Regions from separate parts of the Homo sapiens genome. Here region 1 is linked to region 2. Evidence: chromatin loops called from intact Hi-C (ENCODE). Cell type or tissue: mammary epithelial cell. All regions are shown on one strand. Each heading gives the region's core, and the rest is flanking DNA. Links, peaks and the distances in the headings are about the cores only.

Region 1 (2,930 bases), core at 287-2,786, 430 kb after region 2:
ACAGTTATGTTTATGTTGACACGTCTTCATTTCAAGTTTAAGCATTTGATTTGTTTATACTTTCCCCCATTTCCTTGGTTCAGCTGCACTGTCTGGGTTTTAACAAGCTTCAGTTTTACCTCATTCGGTGAGACAGTGTCTGAGTTTAGGATTAACATTTGTACAGTGAAACATAAATGCTCATGAATTGTATATAATATTTTAGCAAAAGCTTATTTAGTTTTACTGCTTTCACAAATTTTTGGTTTAACCAGCAGCCTTCTATTACTCCCTTACAAATTCAATTTAATGGATGGTAAGAATATAATAGTTGGAATGTCTTCTTTCTAGGTTAATAAGTTTAGTAGGTAGCTGCTCTCTGCTGTGGATTAAATAAAAGTTTCAAATTTTGCTTTATCTTTTTCTGTTTCCCTTTATTCAAAAATCTAACTGCTTCTCTTAACAAATAAATCTAAAAAGTTTAAGTTACTCTGAAATAAGTGCATATCCTGATCGGATTAACTAAAAACAATGCTTGAAAAGTTTTTAAAAAACTACACACAAAGTTCTATGTCACTATAACACCATTTTTCTATCTTGTGTATGTAGGATATTTTTGAAATCTTCTGCTTTCCCTATTTTTGCCCTTCTTCCAGTCTCCTGAAATAAGCTCTCCCTGTCCTCAGGAATTCAGTGATCTAAACAACATAGAGTTAGAAGAAAACTTAGAGGCTTTCTTGAGTCTATATTTAAAATATATTTTACTCCTATTATCAATAAGAAATGTTTTAATAGATATACATATAATATTGATAAAATATTATCATAAATTAATTTTTATTTTCATATTTTCATCAGTGCATGATGATAGTTTTTAATTCTATTTTATTTCATTTCCATTTACTTCTATTATATTATCTTTTTATTTGTTGGGTTTTTTCTTGTTTTGTTTTTGTTTTTAAGTGTTGGTCACTCACTACTAAATTGATTTTGCATTTTAGTATTGGATTTTGACCTATAGGTGGAAATATACTGTCCTACCTTAGAAGGAATAAAATAATTTACATCTTAAGATGCCTGTTATGATAACTATTTCATTCCTTCTCATCTTTCTCTGCTTTTCTCCTAGTAAAGTAGATATCTCTATTCTAACCTCCTTTCGAAGGAGAGGAAATGTTATCTCCACAGACCTCAGGCCCATGGCAGAGCCATCCCATGAATCTTCTATCCTTGGATCTCCTTTTCTTTGATTTCCTGATAATCATAATGACTCTCAAATTGGCTTATAGTTCATTTCATCTTTTTAAAAAAATGTCTTGCCACCTGTCCTTCTTAAGCCACCCTACACACATATACCCTGCTTCCAGCTACTTTTCGGTTTTCTTTTTTAGTTTCATTTTTCTATCCCAGTGGCTCCTGCCCCAAGACTTTGTCTTAGATACTCCTCCTTTTGATCATAGCCCTTATCATCATCATTTTTGTAGAGCCCCAAACACCACTAGGGATAATTTAAAATGGCTGGAATCAAGTATGGTTAGCAAAAATGACTTCCAAAGATGGAGAAATAAAAAATTATTTTGATGAGAAATGGGTCCCTCTACTGGTTTAAAAAATAATGAAGATTTAATTAACTAATTTATGTCCCTTGAATCTTTCTGTCACTTTTCTAGCTAAGCATTGGACAATGATATCAAGTAAATAAATTAAAGTTTGAGAATATATGTCCTTGTTTAGAATTATATCAGGTAATCTCTCATATATGAGCTGAATCCCAGTCTGCTCTACTTCCCAGAATCACTCAGAACTCACTGGAGGGAAGCTCTTGCTTTTCTGCCTCTGGTATCTGCTCAAATGCAGGCACTCTTATGGTTACAAACTTTCCCAGCTTCCACTCTCTCTTATGTTTCTCACCCCAAACCTTTCAATCTATTTTCCCCCTTTCAATCTATTTTCCCCCTGCTTACCTATGTCCATCTTTATGAGAAATGAAGTATGTTATTTTCAAACCCAAAAGTATCCATCCTTGCAGGCACATGCAATTAAAGTGGGGTAGGCGCATTCCTATCATGACTTTCCAGACTTTCAGCTGTAAGATGGGGATGCATTTATACTGTTCAGAGAATCTCACTGTGCTGAGAACCTATATTCTTCTCTTGGGAATCAAATCACTTCCCTTCCTTTTTCCTCACTAACCTCAATTCCCAGTTACTCAGTGTTTATTGATCTCAGCTAGATGTAGATAGAAAAGCAAAGTTCAGGTCATAGGTCTCTGCTAGAGAGCTTTTGCAGTTTTGAAGGTTATCAGATTCACTATATTGCTAATTGGTGGATTTCAACAGGGAGGAAAAAAAAATCAGTCAATGTAGGCTGAGAAAATAGTTAAGTGCCAATAATCTTACTTCACGTTTAATAGTCACCACTTGCCTTCTCTATCTCATCCTTTATTTATCAATATTTATTGATTGATTCATTTTCTAATGGTTATACAATTTATTACTAGAGTCTAATTTTGATTTGATAATTTTTATCACTTATTTATAGCAATATAAATCACATAGTAATCTGCCGTTTTTCACTAAAGCCAACATATGAATTGTATTTGATCCTTTTTATCTGGAGGGCCAGCTGAAATTTTTAATTTTAGAAAACAAAAGCAAAAAGTAGAATCTTTTCTTAAAAAGAAGAGCAGATATATGTCCTTAATTCTGTAAAAACTCAATCAATAGAAGCCAGAAAGTGGTAAGAGCAAACTAATGACAACTGTTGCCAGACAATGTCTCCTTGACAGAATTAGCTACATAAATAATTTGTAAGGTCCCAGTGCAAAATAAAAAGTGGGGCTTCATGTTGAAAAATTACTAAGAATTTCATTATGCCAATAGCAAAACATTGAACTATTCTCAGGGCCCCTCTAGGTATATAGTACTCTTTCCAACTGCACAGGTCATGTA
Region 2 (2,930 bases), core at 243-2,742:
CCAGGAAACTGAGAAGTACAAAGCTGAAGATGAGAAGCAGAGGGACAAGGTGTCATCCAAGAATTCACTTGATCCCTATGTGTTCAACATGAAAGCAACTGCTGAAGATGAGAAACTTCAAGTCAAGATTAACAATGAGCACAAACAGAAGATTCTTAGCAAGTGCCATGAAATTATCAACTGGCTCGACAAGAATCAGACTGCAGAGAAGGAAGAATTTGAACATGCACAGCAAGAGCTGGAGAAGTCTTCAAGTCCATGATAACCAAACTGGACTAGAGTGCAGAAGGCATGCTAGGAGGAATGCCAGGGGGATTTCCTGGTGGTAGAGCTCCTGCATCTGGTGGTGCTTTTCAGGGCCCACCACTGAAGAGGTTGATTAAGACAACCCAACTATAGATGTAGCATTCTTCTACATAGTTAAAACACCGAAGAACCCAAATTTGTATCAAATTCTATGGCAGTTTTACGGTCGAGCTGCTATACTAAATTACTGGGCATTCTCAATACTTGAATATGGAACATGAGCACAAGGAAAGGAAATAACATTGCACTTTATAAACATTGTATTGTAAGTGGAAAATGCAATGTCTTAAATAAAACTGTATTTAAAGTTGGTATCAAAAAAAGATTAAACAAAAGAAAACTAACCACAACCTCCACCCCTGAATAAAAAAAAAGATTTTGAGCTGAAAATGAGCATTTATTTAATGTCTCTAGTGTTGGACAGTGGAAGAGGCAATGCTGGCGTGAGAAGTCCAGTCTCTAGGTACTCTACCCAGGATGCTTCTTACCATGTTATGATGTTCCTTAAATATGGCTTTGTTTCAAATTTTTGAACCAAAAAATTTTCAGGAATCCTTAGAATCACCATTTTTCACCACCTATTTTTTTTTTTTGAAACTACCTAGATAAAAAAAAGTAAAAAGAACAGGCTTTTCTGGTGTTTGAGCTATTAATAAAAATTATCATGCATTTATGTTCATCAGTGTCCACATAGTAAAATGAATTTATGAAATATTTAAAAAGTACCTATAACTACCTCCTTTTATTTCCCACCAAAAAATGGAGACTTAGTTGGGAAATCCACGTGTAAGCTTTCATCTGTAAAAGTAAAACTAAAACAACTAACATTTAACGCGGTAACAATTTGGGAGCAAATGGAATTTAAAAAGGAATCATTATTTTTACAAAATCAGACATTTAGTAGTTATTTAAAAATGGTGGCAAAATGATTCAAGCAAAGTAAAACATGCATTTTATATTTGAACTTCAAAAACAAGTATTTTCTCCTCACCTTTTTGATAAGGGAATGGTTTAAAACTGAAACTCACTTTTGAGGAAATATTTACTAATACTTTACACTTATGCATAAATCTTAAAAATCCCTTGGCTACACAGAATAAAACTGCAGAGTACATCAGTTATAAAAAACCAACTATCAAGTTGGAAATTTTCTGCCTTTACAAATCTTTCTTAGATTCTGGGTTTTCTAGCAGTCTGTTATTTTGGGCTGGATTCAATTTGGTTTCTATATCTGACCTGTATGATTGATTCACTGTATTATGGACTTTTTAATATTTTATTTCACTTGGAACTTCTTATTACCAAAACCTGGCAGGGCAATAATGATTGAAAAAATCCACCTGAACAAAATATGGCTTGTTCAAATATTCTATTTGGACACCAGAGGGCAGAAGAATCATTTGAAGTGAAGGAATTCTATAATATATCCTTTTGCATTCTTGCTTTTCTAGGCTTATTAACATTGCAGAGCAGTGATGTCATGGTTAAGCTAGGAGTTTAGGTTTGACTTTTTGTCAAAGAAGTACAGCATTCTGTCAAAACCAAAAACTTAAAGTAAGCTTGACACACTGAAAGTTGTAGTGTTTATTTAACTGAGTGATAATGTCAACAGAAGTCTCACCACTGGGAGAACAACTTAGAATTCAATCTTAATAGCAATACAGATGCAGAAAATGTAAAAACAATTTTTTAAAAAATAACCTACGTTAAAGCTTTAACTTAAGTGTAATATGGCTTTTAGTAAAGGTTCTAACAATTTCATAGAAAGCAAAGTATTCAGCAATACTTTTATTAAAGTAAGATGTGTTCCTCTGAATTGCAGTAAGAGAAATGGTAAGTGTAGTAAAGTTTCAAAATTCATTATTACTTGTGCAGAGAATAGACAAATCTCTGGAAAAATAGCATAAAGTTCTGTTTGGTTGCTCATTTGTTATCCCTTTGAAGGTAGAACAAAAGGTAGGTTAATGGCTTTTGATTTGGAGTTAAGTAGAGTAAGTTTCATTCCAGTCATAACAATTCATAAACTGTGAGAGCATGAACATATGTTTACCTTCGCTGGGCTTGTTTCTTATCTATAAAATTGGGATAATAATACCTACTCTGTGTGTTTATTTTAAGAATGTAGTGAGATAACGTATACGGGCTTATCAGAGTGTCTGGATCATAAGAAGTGTTCAGTAATGAGTTTGATCAAAATATTCTGGATATTTAGAGAGATAGAATCATAACTTTATATAAACAAAAATTACTGAAATTGGGCTGCTTTTAGAAAACAAATAAGAAAGAATGCCAGGAAATAATGTAAAATTCAATGCAGCTAATTTTAGGTGGGACATTCGGCAGTATATCAATCAGATAAATATTAGGAAATAAGTGCATATTACAGAATATTAACGAATAGAGAGAGAAGACTGATCAGAAAATTCAACATCCCTCTTCATTCCACTGTTTTTGGCAATATGATATTGGGAAAGTTATTTAATTATTCTGGGTATTCATTCCCTTCCCTGTAAAATGAGGGTGAATTACGTGGTCTTTATCATTCACTCCAGTTCTTACATTCTCAAATTTTACAGGCATAGTTTATCTGATACGCTGTGAAATATAATTTCAATGATTTAATG

The links. Hi-C counts contacts between places; a loop is a spot of excess contacts. Peaks named below come from ENCODE experiments on the same cell type or tissue, not always from the same donor. Only the 100,000 strongest peaks of a DNase experiment are listed, where the experiment ranks them.
Region 1: a loop joins it to region 2, with 18 times the contacts of the local background. A loop is called at or near these places in 27 of 110 quality-filtered maps.

The regions. Positions count from the first base shown.
Region 1 is chr7:85,462,892-85,465,821 of GRCh38, forward strand. All of the region lies in intron 2 of LINC00972 (long intergenic non-protein coding RNA 972), which reads left to right. Among named protein-coding and RNA genes, the nearest start is that of LINC00972, 43 kb to the left of the region's middle. In mammary epithelial cell, for the core only: a CTCF peak has its summit at 1,582 (motif pointing left); no DNase peak of the experiment used is centred there.
Region 2 is chr7:85,029,313-85,032,242 of GRCh38, forward strand. The region is part of intron 12 of SEMA3D (semaphorin 3D); the gene reads right to left. It also overlaps the pseudogene HSPA8P16. Among named protein-coding and RNA genes, the nearest start is that of SEMA3D, 160 kb to the right of the region's middle. In mammary epithelial cell, for the core only: a CTCF peak has its summit at 1,670 (motif pointing right); no DNase peak of the experiment used is centred there.